Regions from separate parts of the Homo sapiens genome. Here region 2 is linked to region 1. The links are chromatin loops, found by intact Hi-C in ENCODE. Cell type or tissue: heart left ventricle. All regions are shown on one strand. Links, peaks and the distances in the headings refer to the core of each region. The heading gives the core; the rest is flanking DNA. Region 1 overlaps DPF3 (double PHD fingers 3). Region 2 overlaps DPF3 (double PHD fingers 3).

Region 1 (8,334 bases), core at 96-8,095:
TGCCCAGGCTGGCTCGAACTCCTGGGCTCAAGCGACCTGCCCACCTAGGCCTCCAAAAGTGCTGGGATTACAAGTATGAGCCATTGCACCCAGCTGGAAAGTGTTCTGCTGGTTGTATGTTTTCCCACCTCTAGGGAATAGGCATGAGAAGGGGAACTGAGGGTTAAAGGAGAAGGCAGCCTCCAGTGGAGAAGGCAGCCTCCAGTAGAGAAGGCAATTGGTGCCTCTTCACTTCCTCTTTCAGATTGTACCTATGGTTACTCTTCCAAGAAGTTGCTTAACAGATGCCACCCACACCTAAAGACGCATAAAGCAGCAGGAAGACTTGACTGAACGTACATCCAGTCCTTCCCTAAAGCCATCATCCTCCTGCAGCTCCAAAAACCCCACTGAACTATGGAAGGCTGGGGTGAGCAGGATGATAGACCTCAAACTACTTCTAACAGTGAAACTGGGGAAGCAGTTTTTAACCAACTCTCCAAGGCAACTCACTCCCTTACAGAGGCATGAAAGAGGCAAAGAGATCTCATTCTCTAAAATTCAGAGCTGTTGTTGTTGTTGTTGTTGTTGTTGTTGTTGTTGTTGTTGCTGTTGTTGTTGTTTTTAACACAAAGCTCAGAAACTCCTTAAGCTAAGAGGCAGGTGAGACTGGGTTTCCCAAGACAAAGTTTCCAGTCCAAACCATCACATAAGGCCAACACTGGGTATTCTCCCTGTGTCGATAGTGGGAAGCCTGGGAAGACGGCCTTCTTCGGAATCCACCGTCCCTTCCCTTGAAAGGTCTTGGGGGTAGGAGGAAAAGGGGCAAATAAATATATCAGTCTGGAGGTGATTCAGGAAGAACAAATGCGGATGTCAAACAACAAATAAGGCAGATATAAATCCAAATAAAATATTAAAATCATTAAAGGGCTGCTGCTCCCTGAAGATTGGGAAAAATGAAGAGAGTTAATTAAAAGCAATCTCCATGCACTGCTGAGCCGGCCAGCCCTGATAAATCAACAGCTGGGGCTGCTGTGGAGGGCAGGCAAGGGGCTTCAGGAGGGGGTGGGCCAGCTGGGGGAAGGGGGTCTGCCACTGAGATGGCTGTGATGGCAAATTGAACACAGTGACTTAAGTTTCATGTTTTATTAAATATTTTATGACCACTGAATAAAGTTATTCTTTGGAGAGGGAGAAAATGATGAGCTGGGTAAGTGAAGGGGGGGAAGATAAGGATGAAGAGGTATTGTCTGATTCAAAACATACTTAGGACTGTGACGTTGGAACCTCTGATATCGCCCCCAAAGGCCGAAGCTTTGGGTTTTTTTTCTTTCTACTTGATCTGCAAAGGTAGCTGTGTCTTCGTCTTCTAAAATCTCTCTACAAAACTTGGGTTATGTTTATCTGAGGGACCAGGGAAGGCAGTGCAGAGTCAGGGAAAGTAATGAAGAGGAAGAAAAGACAGAAAAGATCCTCAAAATTGTCATTGCTGATCAAAGCCAGACTTTTAACACAAAACTAAAAGGTCAGCAGAAATGGTGGGAACTCTTTTTTCTTTCTTTACTTCTTTCCTTCTCCCTTTTTTCTGCAGCTAGTTTTTGTGTGTAAAATGAAAAAGAGCTCCAAATTTTGGGGCTCAATCTAAGTCAAAAGCCAGCTATTTCAGAAGTGTTAGAAGAACAGGCCCTTCTCTATTCTAAGGGGAAACCCTCCAGTTCTTCCTTGATGAAAATATAATCAAGAGAAATGATTGGGGGAAAGTGTTTTTTTCTCCTCCATAGAACTGGGATTGGAAGGGGAGTGTGTGCATGGGGAAACATAAGGAATTATGCATTTGGATATGCATTTTAATTAGGTGGACAGAAGCAGCCGCCTGTTAATTTTTCTTGCTTGTTTCCACTTAGCATTCATCACAGGCAGAACTACCATAGAGCGCTCCCACGATAATAGATGGTTCTGCATTGGCTAAGTCCTCAGGGAAAATAATTAGCAGGAGAGAATATATTCTCTCCCCTCCCACTGCCCCATCCACCCTGCCCTCCCCCTATCACCAGCACCGCGTTGCCGCCCCTCTCCCCACTCCCCTCACCTATAGTGGTTTTCCTAGGAAAAGCCGAGGGCAGCAGTCAGCCTCCTGGTTTGCTAGCACTTACTTTGCCCTGCCAAAAAACAAGGGTCTAGGAGAAGAAACAGACAGATCAGAAGTCTCTATTGGAGTGGAAGCTCCTCGATGTAGGGAGGGAGTCAGGTGGCTGTGCTGATTAGTTCTCAGGGGCAGGCAGGCAATCCATGTTGGTTGTGGGATGAAGGAACTCCAAAGAGGATGAGAGAGTTCTCGTTGTGCTCAACTGGCAGCCAAAGATGTATCGAGAGTTGCTGGTTGAGGACAGCAGGAGTAGGGATGATGTTTTTTGCTTCATTTGCTCTTGTAAAGGAAAGTTGCAGGGCCAAGTAAGTGCAGTGGTTTTCACCTGCAATCCCAGCATTTTGGGAAGCTGAGGTAAGAGGATCACTTGAGGCCAGAAGTTCAAGACCAGCCTGGGCAGCACAGTGAGACCCCCATCTCTATAAAAAAATTAAAAATTAAGTGTGGCAGTACGCACCTGTAGTCCCAGCTACTTGGGAAGCTGAGGTGGGAGATCACTTGAGTCAAGGAGTTTGAGGCCACAGTGAGCTGTGATGGCACCACTGCACTCCAGCCTGGGTGACAGAGTGATCGCACTACTGCACTCCAGCCTGGGTGAGAGTGAGACCCTATCTCCAAAAAATATATGAGAAAAGAAAATAAAGAAAGTTGTAGCTTTGCAGCAAGACTGAATCTGAACCACTTCCAAGGCTGGCAACCAAGACATGCATGTAACTCTGAGATCTGACCCCACCGCAATGCTCTCTGGTCTACTTTTCTATAAAGAATCTGGCCTGGCATGGTGGCTTACGCCTGTAATCCCAGCACGTGGGGAGGCCCAGGTGGGCAGATCACTTGAGGTCAGGAGATCGAGACCAGCCTGGCCAACATGATAAAACCCGATCTCTACTGAAAATACAAAAATTAGCTGGGTGTGGTGGCATGTGCCTTTAATATCAGCTACTCCTGTGTCTGAAGTACAAGATCACTTGAACGTGGGAGGCAGAGGTTGCAGTGAGCCAAGATCACGCCACTGCACTCCAGCCTAGGCGACAGAGTGAGACTCTGTCTCAAAAAAAAAAAAAAAAGAAAAAGAAAAAGAATCCATTCTTGCCACTGACCTCCAATGCCAACAGCTCACTCTCCTTATTCACAAGCAGATCTAAGCCCCTGCCCCGCCTCCACTTCTTCTCTCTCCCTCAGTCATCTCAGTTGAAGGAGGAGCCAGAGACCAGGCAAGGACCAAAGGCCCAAGTTCCCAGAAGAGCACCCCACTCTACCAACCGCGCTTCTGCTTCCTCTGGTTTGGTGGGTGAACTCAGGTCAGGGCTATGACCGGAAATGAAATGAGGGTTTCCCCTGAGCTCACATTCTCACTTATTTCAAACCCAGACAATAGGAAAATCCCACTGAGATCCCAGGGCTATTTACACAGCCTGGATGAGTAGACCTTGCATTTCCTGAGAAACAATGATTAGATGTGATGGGTAATGCCAGAAACATTTATTTTTGTTTTAATATTTAAAATAATGTTTAATATAGTAGGTATTATTGACTGCCTGAGGAGGCCATGATCAGCTACAGGAAACTTTTAGTTCTCATAGTAACACCTCACATTTGCACTTTCCACCTTCTGAAATGTTTCCACATCCATTATTTCATGTGGGCCGCTGCGGGGAAGCCAGGCTGGAGGAAGGGGAAGGGAGGAGAAGGGAGACACAAGCTCTCCTGGCTGTTTGGAAGGACAGGCCTGACTTGCTAACTCCTGCCCCCCAAGCTATCCTGTCATCACCGTGCTTCCACCCACCTCCTGTTGTCAGACATCACATCTCCATCCACCTAGGAAGCCTTCACTCCAAGCCTCACCAGGTAACTGCTAGTGCTACAGCCCCTGGAACTGCCTCAAACCCAAACCCTGACCCCCACGAGGAGTCCCTGCCCTCAAAGGAAGGGGGATATAGGCTGGGCACGGTGGCTCACGCCTGTAATCCCAGCACTTTGGGAGGCCGAGGCGGGCGGATCACGAGGTCAGGAGATCGAGACCGTCCTGGCTAACACGGTGAAACCCCGTCTCTACTAAAAATACTATATATATATATATATATATATATATATATTAGCCGGGCGTAAGGCGGGCGCCTGCAGTCCCAGCTACTCGGGAGGCTGAGCCCGGGGAATGGGGAATGGCGTGAACCCGGGAGGTGGAGCTTGCAGTGAGCCGAGATCGCGACACTGCACTCCAGCCTGGGCGACAGAGCGAGACTCCGTCTCAAAAAAAAAAAACAGGAAGGGGGATATGAGGGGAAGGCAATCCCTGTGGCTGGGGATGGGAGAATTGAGTCTCTGGGTTCCTAGTTCCCAGTGTGTTTATCCCAGAACGCAATGGACTACCAATAGAGGGAGAGGCAGAGAGGTTGAATTCTGTAATACTATTAGGTTTGGGTTTTTTTGTTTGTTTAGTTTATAAGGTGGAGAATGCCTATATTATCTAGAAATGTAGCCGCTAATTTTTTGGGTTTGTTTGTTTGTTTGTTTGTTTGTTTGTTTGTTTGTTTTTTGAGATAAGGTCTTGCTCTGTCACCCAGGCTGGAGTACATGGAGTACAGTAGCGTGATCACAGCTCACTGCAGCCTCAACCTCCCGGGCTCAAGCCATCTTCCTGCCTTAGCCTCCCGAGTAGCTAGGACCACAGGTGTACACCACCACACCCGGCTTTTTTTTTTATTTTTTGTAGCGACAGGGTCTCATGATATGTCCAGGCTGGTCTTGAATGCCTGAGCTCAAGGGATCCTCCTGCCTCAGCCTCCCAAAGTGCTAAGATTACAGGCATGAGCCTAGCTTAGTCCCTAGATTTTACAGTCCAAAAATGAAGGAGACCTAGGCATAGTGAAAACCCAAAAGAAATGAAAATGGGGACTCAAAAACAGCCAAAAGGTGAAACAACCCAAATGCCCATCGGCAGTTAAACAGGTAAACAAAAAGTGGGCTATCCATACAATGGCCATAGAAAGGAATCAAGTTCTGACTATGCTACAACATGGATGAACAAACATTGAAGACATTATGCTAAGTGAAATAAGCCAGACACAGAAGAACAAATATTGTATGTTTCCCCTGATATGGGGTGCTAAGAATGCAGAATGGTGGTTCCCAGGGATGGTAGGAAGCAGGGGATGGAAAAGTATTGTTTAATGCATACAAAGTTTCTCTCCGGGATGATGAAAAGGGTCTGGGCAGCTGGGCACGGTGGCTCATGCCTATAATCCCAGCACTTTGGGAAGCTGAGGCGGGTGGATCATCTGAGGTCAGGAGTTCGAGACGAGCCTGGCCAACATGGTGAAATGCTGTCTCTACTAAAAATACAAAAATTAGCCAGGTGTAATGGCGCATGCCTACAGTCCCAGCTACTCGGGAGACTGAGACAAGAGAATCACTTGAACCTGGGAGGCGGAGGTTGCAGTGAGCCAAGATCGCGTCACTGCACTCCAGCCTGGGTGACAGAGCGAGACTCCATCTAAAAAAAGAAAGAAAGAAAAGGGTCTGGAAACTGATGGTGGTGATGGTTGCACAAGGTGGGAGGATCCCTTGGGGCCATGATTTCAAGACCAGTCTGAGCAACATAGCAAGACCTCCATCTCTACTAAAGATTAGAAATAAATGTACTTAATGCCACTGAAATGCACACTTTAAAATGGCTAAAATGGTACACTGTGTGTTATGTATATTTTAGCACAATAAAGAAAAATTGAGGGAATGCCTCTCTCTGCTGGAGGTCAGGGTGACCATTTTGTTTTCTCTTTAAAGTCTCAGAATTTACACACCAGCTCCTGTGTAGACTCTGATGAGTTCTGCAACCTCCTCCCCCTTCTCTTTATGCTTGCAAAAAAACTGCCATGGAAGCTTTCCACCAAAGAAAAGCCTGATAATAATGTCCCCACTGAAATCTGAGATGTTCTGGAGACATGTCACTGAAGGGGAGGCATGAAGTCCAGTCTAGTCTTGGCTAATACCCACTCAGGTAGGGGCTAGTTCCACACAACTGCTGGGCACCTCCATTTCCTCAGCAGTAACACAGGTATGCTAGAGGAAGCTCAGTGAGACATCAGTACAGGTCCACTTACTTCAGCTCACTAAACATCCAGGTATCTGTGGCTGCCCAAATTAAAATAAAATAAGCACTTTATTTTCAGATTAATTGGGATAGGTGCCATGGTAGAGGAGAAGGCCAGAGAGATCATGGACAAATAAAGTCCAGACCGGAGGACTGGCTGGAAAATTGGTTACCCTTCTGCCTCCAAACACACACACACACACACACACACACACACACACACACACACACAAAAGGAAGCAAAATACAGATGTTCTCAGTGATTCCAGTCTTTTAACCACCAAAAACTGAGTGCTTATCCACGTCAAAATAGGCCAATTGGTCTTCAAGTTCCTCATTCTCATCAGCTTCTGGATGGGATGCTAGTGAGAAGAAAATCACTGAAAAGGAAGAGCCAGAGGAAAAGCCCACATTCTAAATGGCCCACCACCTGGTCCTCAGCCTCAGACCTTGAGAAGGGATAGGAAGTTCCACCCAGCTTAGAACCCCAAGAAGGGAGCACCATGTAGCAAGACTGAATCAGAGAATAAGAAACTGTGGAAGTCTCCAGTCTTAAATGTTCTCTTTAGAGCCACACTTTAAAAATAAGAAAAAATCAGAACTCTGGCCCCTAGCTGTCCTCTCTGTCCTAATCCACCATAATAAGAGCCAGAAAGTTGTTGGCTTGAAAGGAATTTGGGGAATCAAAGTACATCACCATCATAAAGACAAGGAATATGCGGCTCAAAGTTCTGTGTCCCAGATCACAAGCTAGTTGCCTGTAGCTCTGGAAGCGGAGCTCAAGGCTTGGGATTCCTCTCCCAGAGCTTTTTCTCCTCCATTACTCTGAAGTCACTAAGGCTACAAAAAATCAGCCACTGGTGAGAAATGAACATGGAAGAGGAAAAGAGGTTGAGACGGGTTTCATCAATAGCAGGTGAAAGTGTGAGGATGGGAAAAACTTTCTGGTGGAGCTTCCAAGTGCAGATCATTCAAACAGCAGATTTTCAAGGTGAATAACAACAACTAAAAAAAAACCTTTTATCAGCAACCTGAGATGATCACAGTCCCCAGATTCAGAGAGGGAGGAGAGGGTGCAAAGTGGGGATTAGACATGTGCCAGCATTGTTCCGCAGGCTCAGAACTGAGGCCTGGCTGGTGAGGACTCAATGCGGGCTATTTGAACCCCATTATTAGGAGCTCTGAACCTAATCCTCTCACCCCTCCCTGCTTCCACACATTGCCCCTAAATTGTAACCTCTTCAGGGATTCTCTCCCTTCCCTTGCCACTGCCTGCCACACTAATATTCACAAACACACAGCCTAGAAATTCTCCAGTCTGCTCCTCTTCCCTCTGCCCCACCAACACCTCCTAACCACTGCTTTTAAAACTCTAATGCAAATCACAGGCTTCAAAAACCTTCCCTCAGTGACAGTTTTACGATGCTAGCTCCATTCATCCATATGGTTTGACAGACTGTGAAACACCAGTAACCGGACCAATAAGAAAAACAAATTACAAAAACACTACAACACCTCATCTCTCCCCAGTCACTCAAACAACTAGAAAACTTTGGAATTTGCAATGGATCACAATATCAGTCTCTCTTGCAGTTCAACAACAATCTTTGCAGAGTTCCATACCACACAGTGGTTTTACCCACTCCTCCATCCTCCCCCTACCCAAGGCCACTCTCCATCTTTCCTTGTTAACTACCTTCATATTTAAAGACTATTTAAAATTAGGGCCATGCTTACAAATTCCCCTGTTGGGTCGTAGCTGGGCAAAAAATATTTCAGTGGTTGTGGGATTTTTTTGGCCAGAGGTTTGCAACATTTGGCTACATTTCTGTTTTCTAGTGACTTTCAAAACACTCAAAAACCACAAAAGTTACTTTGCAGAGGTTGGGATAATAAACAGGCCTGGATTCTGGTGCCTCTTTATGACCCAGCCCCCATCGCCACTACTGTCAGCATAGCTGCCTTAGAAAACTGAAACATCAGCCTCAGTTTCCATTCTTTTTCTGGTGCATGATCAAAACAAAACATGCTGACCATGACATTTTATTTTTTGCATTGATCTGAACAGATGGCTCTGAAACAGCTTTAGACATTATGGTCTTTCTCAGATGTATCC
Region 2 (8,334 bases), core at 178-8,177, 50 kb before region 1:
AAAATCCAGTTACACTGTCCTTATATTTTGGATCAGTGAAAACTATCACAGACTGCCACCAGTCCATAAACAGCTTTTGGGAACAAGAGACTCAGAGGTGAAGAATGTGGAATTTGAAATCAGACTTGAACTCAAATCCCAGTTCCACCTCTCCTCATTCCCTGACCTTGAGCAAGGCACTGTTCCAAGCCTCCCTTTCCTCCCCTGCACAGCGAGGACAATACCACCCCATCCCAGTTGTGGGGAGGATTCAATGGAATAGATGTGACGCACTTAGCATGTGACCATCGGGAACGGAAGTATGACATTATTAACATTATTTCTACCACTTCTATAACATATGTGGTATCTAATACAAATTAATGACTGCTACCCAAATTTCAGACTTTCTGGGTCAAAAGGACCTTACACATAATATAGTGGACTTTCAATAAACACTTACCAAATGGACAAATGAACCCCTTGTCACCCCGATCTCACTAGTTCCTTCCCTGAAACCCGACACATCTGAGTCCTTTTCTCCTTTACTAACCCTTTCTCCAATCCTGCTCATGGGAATTAAAGCTGTAAAATAAGCCTGGCGCACCTCGGGCCTCTGCCCTGGGCTCTGTGGGTGGGAGCACTGTGGAAGCCGTATCAATCGCCCCCACCTATGAGAGCCTTTCTTCAGGGCCAGCCATGAACGTCCCCCATGTCATCAGCATCTTCAGGCTACTGCTGTCCTTCTTGGATATTTAACCTGGAGGCGGGCCAGGGACAGAAAAAGGAGGTGGCAAGATCCTTGAACAAAAGGAGCTATAAAAGGGCGTTGGGGGAAGCAAGGCAAACGGCAGATTAAACAAGCAGGCACCTCAAGGAAACGTGACGCGGGAGGGGATTCCGAGCCTCTCTGTCTGCTTACTTGACAGCAAGCAGGTCAGAGTTCCTGCCATTTCCTTCTAGTAGAAACCCCACCAAGACCACCTCCCCGCCTTGGCAGGCAAAGCACTGGTAGCTCTCCCAAGGGAAAAAAAAAACAAAAAACACACACTCCTTGTTACAAACCAGACACAGTCCTGGACAGAGCCCAGCTAACAATAAATTTCTGGGGTTCATCTCACAAGTACATTAAGTATCTTCTGACAATCTCCCAAAGGGCTGGGTTTTTCTGGCCATCACAGGGCTGTAGAATATTGAGTACAAGGAGAGGGCTTCAAGAACAGGGGATCCAAGCCCTCGTTTCATTGATGGGGAAACTGAGGCTCAGAGAGGGGGAAGGAACTTGTTCAGGATCATCCAAGTATGCTCCCGTCAGTAGCAGCACTGAGCCAAGAACTCAAGGCTTCAGTTTTGGCACTGGGTTTTGCCAGAGGCTTGAAAACATACCAAGAAGTGGAAGGTGTACTATGAGCTAAATCTCACTTTTCCTGAAAATATAGATGTGTGCTCACACAGGCACACATGTGCATAAAAGGTAGGGAAAGAGGAAAACAAATGTAGCAAAATGCTAGTAAATGGTGAATCTAAGCAAAGGGGATATTGGTGTTCATTGCTCTATTTTCACAACTTTTCAGAAGGCTTGCCATTTTTCCAAGAAAAATCTGAGGAAGGGCTAGGTGTGGTGGCTCATGCCTGTAATCCCAGCACTTTGGGAAGCCAAGGTGGGAGGATCGCTTGAGGTCAAGAATTTGAGACCAGCCTGGGCAACATAACAAGACCCCATCTCAACAAAAAAATTAAAAATTGCCAGGCATGGTGGCTCACACCTGTAGTCCCAGCTACTCAGTAGGCTGAAGCAGGAGGATCGCTTGAGCCCAGGAGTTCGAGGCTGCAATGAGCTATGATTGCACTACTGCACTCTAGCCTGGGCAACAGAGTAAGACCATGTTTCTTTAAAAAAAATTAAAATTAAAAAATAAAAAATTTTGAGGGAGAAAGATAAAGCACTAACTAGCAATCTAAGATAAAAAATTTTTTTAAAAAAATCACTTGGAAAAGAGTAGGAATTCCTCCTTCAATTTCATTCAGTTTCCCTAGCTAGGGACTAATATCCTTAGAAAAAGTTATAAGAAATCCAGAGGTTAAAGGGGTGGGACTCCAAACAAGTAAGAGATCGCCAGTATTCATAGCAGTCCGCAGCTACAGCAATCTTAGAATCCAAATACGATTTCAGATATTTTGTCCCATCAGCTCCTAAAATACATATATTCTGGTCACACCATGTATCCTCTGTTGTTTTTGGTGCAAAAAGTAAAGTAACCATGAACTACAGATAGGGCAAATGTCAGAATTTTTCCAGGGGACTTTATCACCTTTGCAATACAGGTAGTTTATAAATGCAATACAATATAGTTTAATTTCTATTCAATTTGCAAATTCTTTCACATGAGTAAATCATTTAATCAAAATCCACATCCAACCCACACTCACCATGTTCTCTATCCATATTAGTATTTGGTTTGGGCCATACTGGGTCCATAATCCAGCCCTGAAAATCTATCCTGGGCCACATATATAACTCATACCAATAGCAGGGCACTCAAGGCATGAAGATTTGAGGGAACACAACCTATCCAAGAAACCTCAAGGAATTCCTTATGGCTGAAGTAAGGTCTGAGGAAACCATGAGCAGGGGAATATGACTTGGAGAGAAGGTAGAGGTTAAATCCAGGAGGGCTCATACACCCAACAAAGGAGTTGGAAGTTTATCCTTCAGAAAACAAGGAGTCACTGAAGGGTTTTAAGTAGGCAGTGATATAATTGGATCATTCTGGCAGAGTACAGATGGATGAAAGTAACTCAAAGCTAGGAAGACTATCGGAATGACAAAGACCTGAACTAAGGCAGTCTGAGCGGGAGTGAACTGATAACACATTAGGAAGAGCTATTGACCACAGCAAATGGACAAAACTGGGTGGGAAGAGGGCAGATGTGTCTGAGAGAGACAGAAAGGATCCCAGATGACGTCTAGCTTGGCCAACTAGGTAGACGATGACAACACTCACCCTGACGGGGAATCCGGGAGGAGGCGAAGGCTTGGCAGAGGAACGTGGTGAGTTTTGAACGTGTTGAGGTCCTGGTTGGATATACAAATATGGAGCTCCAGAAAGAAGCCCAGGATGAATATGTGCATTGGGAGTAACCAACATTAATGTACGGGGATGGATGCCAAGGGTGCAGAGGAGGTCAGCCAGAGAATTGGGGGCAAAACAAGAACTGAGTCAAGGACAGAAACTCTGGGGGAAAAAAAAAATTTAAGGGCAGTCAGGGAAGAAGAGACCCCAAAAAACGTTGAGGAGTAGCCAAAGAGGTAAAGACCTAGGCCTGCTTTTAAGTGACCCACTAAACTCCTCCATCTCCACAGGCTGGTCACACCATGCTGGGGCTGGGGAAGGAATAATCATGTGTTAAAATAAACTCATTTCTCAATGAAAAGACAAACAGCCCAATTTAAAAATGGGCAAATAACAAATAGACATTTCTCCACAGAAAACATACAAATGGCCAATAGACACATGAAAACATAGGAAGTATCATTCGGTCATTAGGGAAATGCAAATCAAAACCACAATGAGGCCGGGCATGGAAGCTCACGCCTGTAATCCCAGCACTTTGGGAGGTCGAGGCAGGTGGATCACTTGAGGCCAGGAGTTCGAAACCAGCCTGGCTAACATGGTGAAACTCCTTCTCTACTAAAAATACAAAAATTAGCCAGGTGTGCTGGTGCACGCCTGTAATCCCAGCTGCTCAAGAGGCTGAGGCACGAGAATTGAACCTGGGAGGAGAAGGTTGCCGTGAGCCGAGACTGCGCCATTGCACTCCAGCCCGAGTGACAGAGTGAGACTCTGTCTCAAAACAAACAAACAAATAAACAAAAAACCCACAATGAGGCCAGGCATGGAGTCTGACGCCTGTAACGCCAACACTTTGGGAGGCCAAGGCGGGTGGATTACTTGAGGTCAGGAGTTTGAGACCAGCCTGGCCAATATGGTGAAATCCCATCTCTACTAAAAATACAAAAATTAGCTGGGCATGGTGGCAGGCATCTGTAATCCCAGCTATTCGGGAGGCTGAGGCAAGAGAATCACTTGAACCGGGGAGGCAGAGGTTGCAGTGAGCCGAGATCGTGCCACTGTACTCCAGCCTGGGTAACAGAGTGAGACTGTCTCAAAAAAAAAAAAAAAAAAAAAATCAGATACCACTTCACACCTGGTGGGATGGCTAGAGTCACAAAGAGGTAGAGGAACTGGACCCCCCATACATCACTGATTGGAACACAAAATGCCACAGTCACTGTGGAAAACAGCTTGGCAGTTCCTCAAAACTTCAAACACAGAGTTATTATATGACCCAGAAACTCCTCCCCTAGGTATATACCCAAAAGAATTGAAAGCATATGTCCACGCCAAGACTTGTACATGAAAGTTTGTGTTAGCATTCTTCATAACAGCCAAAAAGCAGAGATAAAGCAAATGTCCATCAACAGATGAATAGGTAAATCAAATGTGGCGTATTCATACAAGGGACTATTATTCAGCCATAAAAAGGAAGGGAGTACTGAAACATGCAACAACATGGCTGAACGCTGAAAACATTATGCTGAGTGACAGAAGCCAGATACAAAGGCCACATGTGTTATATGATTTCATCTCTATGGAATATCTAGAATAGGGAAATCCAAGGAGACAAAAAGCAGATTAGTGGTTACCAGGGGTAGAGGGGACAGGGGAGTGGGGAGTGTCTGCTTCCTGAGTGCAGAATTTCTTTTTTCTTTTTCTGTCACCCAGGCTGGAGTGCAGTGGTATAGTCTAGGCTCACTGCAACCACCGCCTCCCGGGTTCAAGCAATTCTCCTGCCTCAGCGTCCTGAGTAGCTGGGATTACAGGTGCACGCCACCATGCCCCGCTAATGTTTGTATTTTTAGTAGAGACGGGATTTCACCGTGTTGGCCAGGCTGGTCTCAAACCCCTGACCTCGTGATCCTCCCTCCTCGGCCTCCCAAAGTGCTGGAATTACAGGCATGAGGCCACCATGCCAGGCCAGGATTTCTTTGTAGGGTGATGAAAATGTTCCGGCATCAGATGTGGATGATGGCGGATGTACTAACCACCACTGAATTACGCACTTTCAAATGGTTAGAATGGTGAATTTTATGTTGTGTGAATTTTCTCTCAACAGAAAAATTCAATCATCCTTTACAAAGTGACCCACAGCCACAAGGAGCTGGGGAAGCAGTTTCTCCAGCTTGCAGCAGGAGCTCCAGATATTCTGAGTAAAGAAGCCAAACAGCCTGCTTCCCGGGAGACCCTTAAATGTCTTCACACATCCACAGCTGGGGGAGGAGACGCTGATGAACAGGAGAAGATGGAGCATCGGCCTCCCCTGGCTACTCACTCTGTGCTCGGGCCGCCTCGCCCACTTGTAAAACCCCAAATGCCAGGGTGGCAGCAAGGCATACATGCAACTATGACTTGACCCGCAGCGAGGCAGCAACCAGGTCTCACCTGGGCATAGTTACCCCACAAGGACAGGAAAGGAGAAATGGTTTCCAGGCCCAGGACACCCAGAAGCCACCAAAAACCAACCTCATGGTTCATCCCCCTTATTTGACTCTTCGACACCTAAAACCTGTGCGTTGTGTTCAAGATACACCCGCCGGAGACCACATTCCCAGACATCCCGAGGGCCAGCCGTCACCACACGGGTGCCTCGGGGAGATGCTGGAGACACAAGTGGCTTTGAAATTAGCACAACTTACATGGCCTCCAGGTCTGCTGTGGAAATCCAGGTCCAAAGAAGAAGCCAGTGAGGAACAGGAGGCTGATCATTGTGTTCTCAGAAGGGGTTGGAGCCTCTGGGGAGGGGGCACTGAGGACAGAGCACGGTGTTCTGCAGATCATATCACATCTCTACTTCCCTCTCCAGTGATATGCTTCCCTCACTCTCCCATTTTGCTCCCTCTCTCCTGCCAAACTCCCAGGGCAACCCTGGATAATAAAGTGACCGAATGTGAATGCTTCCAGGTGGCACACCAGCACTCCAGAGAAACTGTCAGAGCAGGGGGCAAACCCCTGGCCTACTCCAGCCACTGGATAAGCGCACCCTCCTCCATGCCTCCCTGCTCCTGCCTGCCCTGAAGGGAGAAGGAGCGCAATGAAACTAGGTCTTCCCTTGGGGTTCTGACCACCTCGTGGGGAGATTATGATTGCCCTGTGGTTGCCATGCCTACTGTGATGTCACTCCTTTTATCAGTCTATCTGGATGAATTTTTCCCCCTTTTCTCTGAAGGAAACCTCCTACCCAGTGCTTAGGAGCCCATTGGGAGCTCCCGCCCTTGTCTTATCTCGATCTGGGACCTCAGAAGACTCCACATTCCTAACAGGACTAGCTCTCAGGATGAAGAAAATCTCTCTCAAGCTGGTCAATCTACTCCTAGATTTAAGCAGAACCAAACAGAACCTATTTCAACATCCCCTCTCAGAATGCAAACAGGAGACGGCTGTGTGGAAAGATCCAATCACCTTTACTTAATTGGTCAGAATAAAATCACTTTTTTCTTTTTAAGGCAGAGTTTCCTTCTGTGGCCCACACTGGAGTGCACTGGCGCAATCTCAGCTCACTGCAACCTCCACCTCCCAGGTTCAAGCAATTCTCCTGCCTCAGCCTCCTGAGTAGCTGGAATTACAGGCGCGCACCACCACACCTGGCTAATTTTTGTGTTTTTTAGTAGAGACAGGGTTTCACCATGTTGGCCAGACTGGTCTCAAATTCCTGACCTCAAGTGATCCACCCGTCTCGGCCACCCAAAGTGCTGGGATTACAGGCATGAACCACCACACCTGGCCAGAATCACTTTTTCAGTAAAATAAGTGCAAAGAAGAATGAGGGTGGGGGAAAGGTTTACTGATCCCACACTTTGTCATGCACAGAGGAAGGCAAAGAAAGAAAGAAAACTCTTTCCTAAATGATCACTTGTCTCCAGCAGGTGTATCTTGACCATTCCAGCCATGGATCTATAGGGAGTTTCATGCCAATGAAAAGCATTTTTTTGGGGTCCTACTATGCATCAGGCACTGTGGCAGGTACTGGAGACTTAGTCCCAGCCCTTAAAGAACTAATAATAGGATCATGGCCAGGCGTGGTGGCTCACGCCTGTAATCCCAGCACTTTGGGAAGCCGAGGCGGGTGGATCATCAGAGGTCAGGAGTTCGAGACCAGCCTGGCCAACATGGTGAAACCCCATCTCTACTAAAAATACAAAAATTAGCTGGGCGCAGTGGCAGTCACCTGTAATCCCAGCTACTTGGGAGGCTGAGGCAGAAGAATCGCTTGAACCTGGGAGGCAGAGGTTGCAGTGAGCCAAGATTGTGCCATTGCACTCCAGCCTGGGAGACAGAGCAAGACTCCATCTCGAAAAAATAAAAAAAGAAAAGAAAGAAAAAAAAGATCACTGTTCACAATCACAACATTTACACAGCCTCCTTCAAAAGAATTTCTTCTCTAGAAAGATAAGCTGAGAGACCAGACAGTTCGTCTGCGGCCTTCATGAAGTGAAAGGAGGCAGAGAAGAAAGGAGTTGGCCATGGACAGGTTTTGCCCCAGATCCTTGAGTGAAGACCCCAGCCTGCTGCAAGCTTTTTCCTCATTCTGTCCTCCCCTCCTGGAATCTGTGGCAGCTTCCACAGGCGGTGAAAGAAGGCAGCAAGCAGTGGCTCCAGTGCCAGCTGCAGCAACCACACCAGGGGAATGGGGCCATCTGACACAGAGAGGGTGTGAGGGCCAGGGAGACTGTCCCTGTAGCCAGCTAACCCCTCCAGTCAAGTCGACTTTCACAAAATGGGCCTGCTCCTGGAAGTCATTGATGCCATTGTTAAAACACAGCACCAGGCCGGGCACGGTGGCTCACGCCTGTAATTCCAGCACTCTGGGAGGCCGAGACGGGCAGATCACTTGAGGTCAGGAGTTCGAGACCAGCCTGGCCAACATGGTGAAACTTTGTCTCTACTAAAAATACAAAAATTAGCTGGGCGTGGTGGTGCACACCTGTAATCTCAGCTGTTCAGAAGGCTGAGGCAGGAGAATCACTTAAACCCAGGAGGCGGAGGTTGCCATGAGTCGAGATCGAGCCACTGCACTCCTGCCTGGGCAACAGAGTGAGACCCTGTCTCCAAAAAACAGCACCCTGGAGAAGACAGCAGTCCATTCACACTGGAAACATCCAGACTTATTACATAAAAATGGCAATTAGTGGCCAGGCACAGTAACTCACGCCTGTAATCCCAGCACTTTGGGAGGCCGAGGTGGCGGTGTAATCCCAGCTACTCGGGAGGCTGAGGCAGGAGAATCGCTTGAACC

Evidence for each region. A loop is a pair of places that touch in the nucleus more often than their neighbours do. Peaks named below come from ENCODE experiments on the same cell type or tissue, not always from the same donor. Only the 100,000 strongest peaks of a DNase experiment are listed, where the experiment ranks them.
Region 2: it touches region 1 in a loop (2.0-fold over the local background); 15 of 110 quality-filtered maps call a loop at or near these places.

What each region holds. Positions count from the first base shown.
Region 1 is chr14:72,880,748-72,889,081 of GRCh38, forward strand. All of the region lies in intron 1 of DPF3 (double PHD fingers 3), which reads right to left. Among named protein-coding and RNA genes, the nearest start is that of DPF3, 9.2 kb to the right of the region's middle. RefSeq lists a silencer at 1,220-1,420. In heart left ventricle, for the core only: no CTCF peak of the experiment used is centred there; no DNase peak of the experiment used is centred there; H3K27ac peaks cover 2,018 bases.
Region 2 is chr14:72,830,347-72,838,680 of GRCh38, forward strand. All of the region lies in intron 1 of DPF3 (double PHD fingers 3), which reads right to left. Among named protein-coding and RNA genes, the nearest start is that of DPF3, 60 kb to the right of the region's middle. In heart left ventricle, for the core only: no CTCF peak of the experiment used is centred there; no DNase peak of the experiment used is centred there; H3K4me3 peaks cover 348 bases; H3K27ac peaks cover 1,580 bases.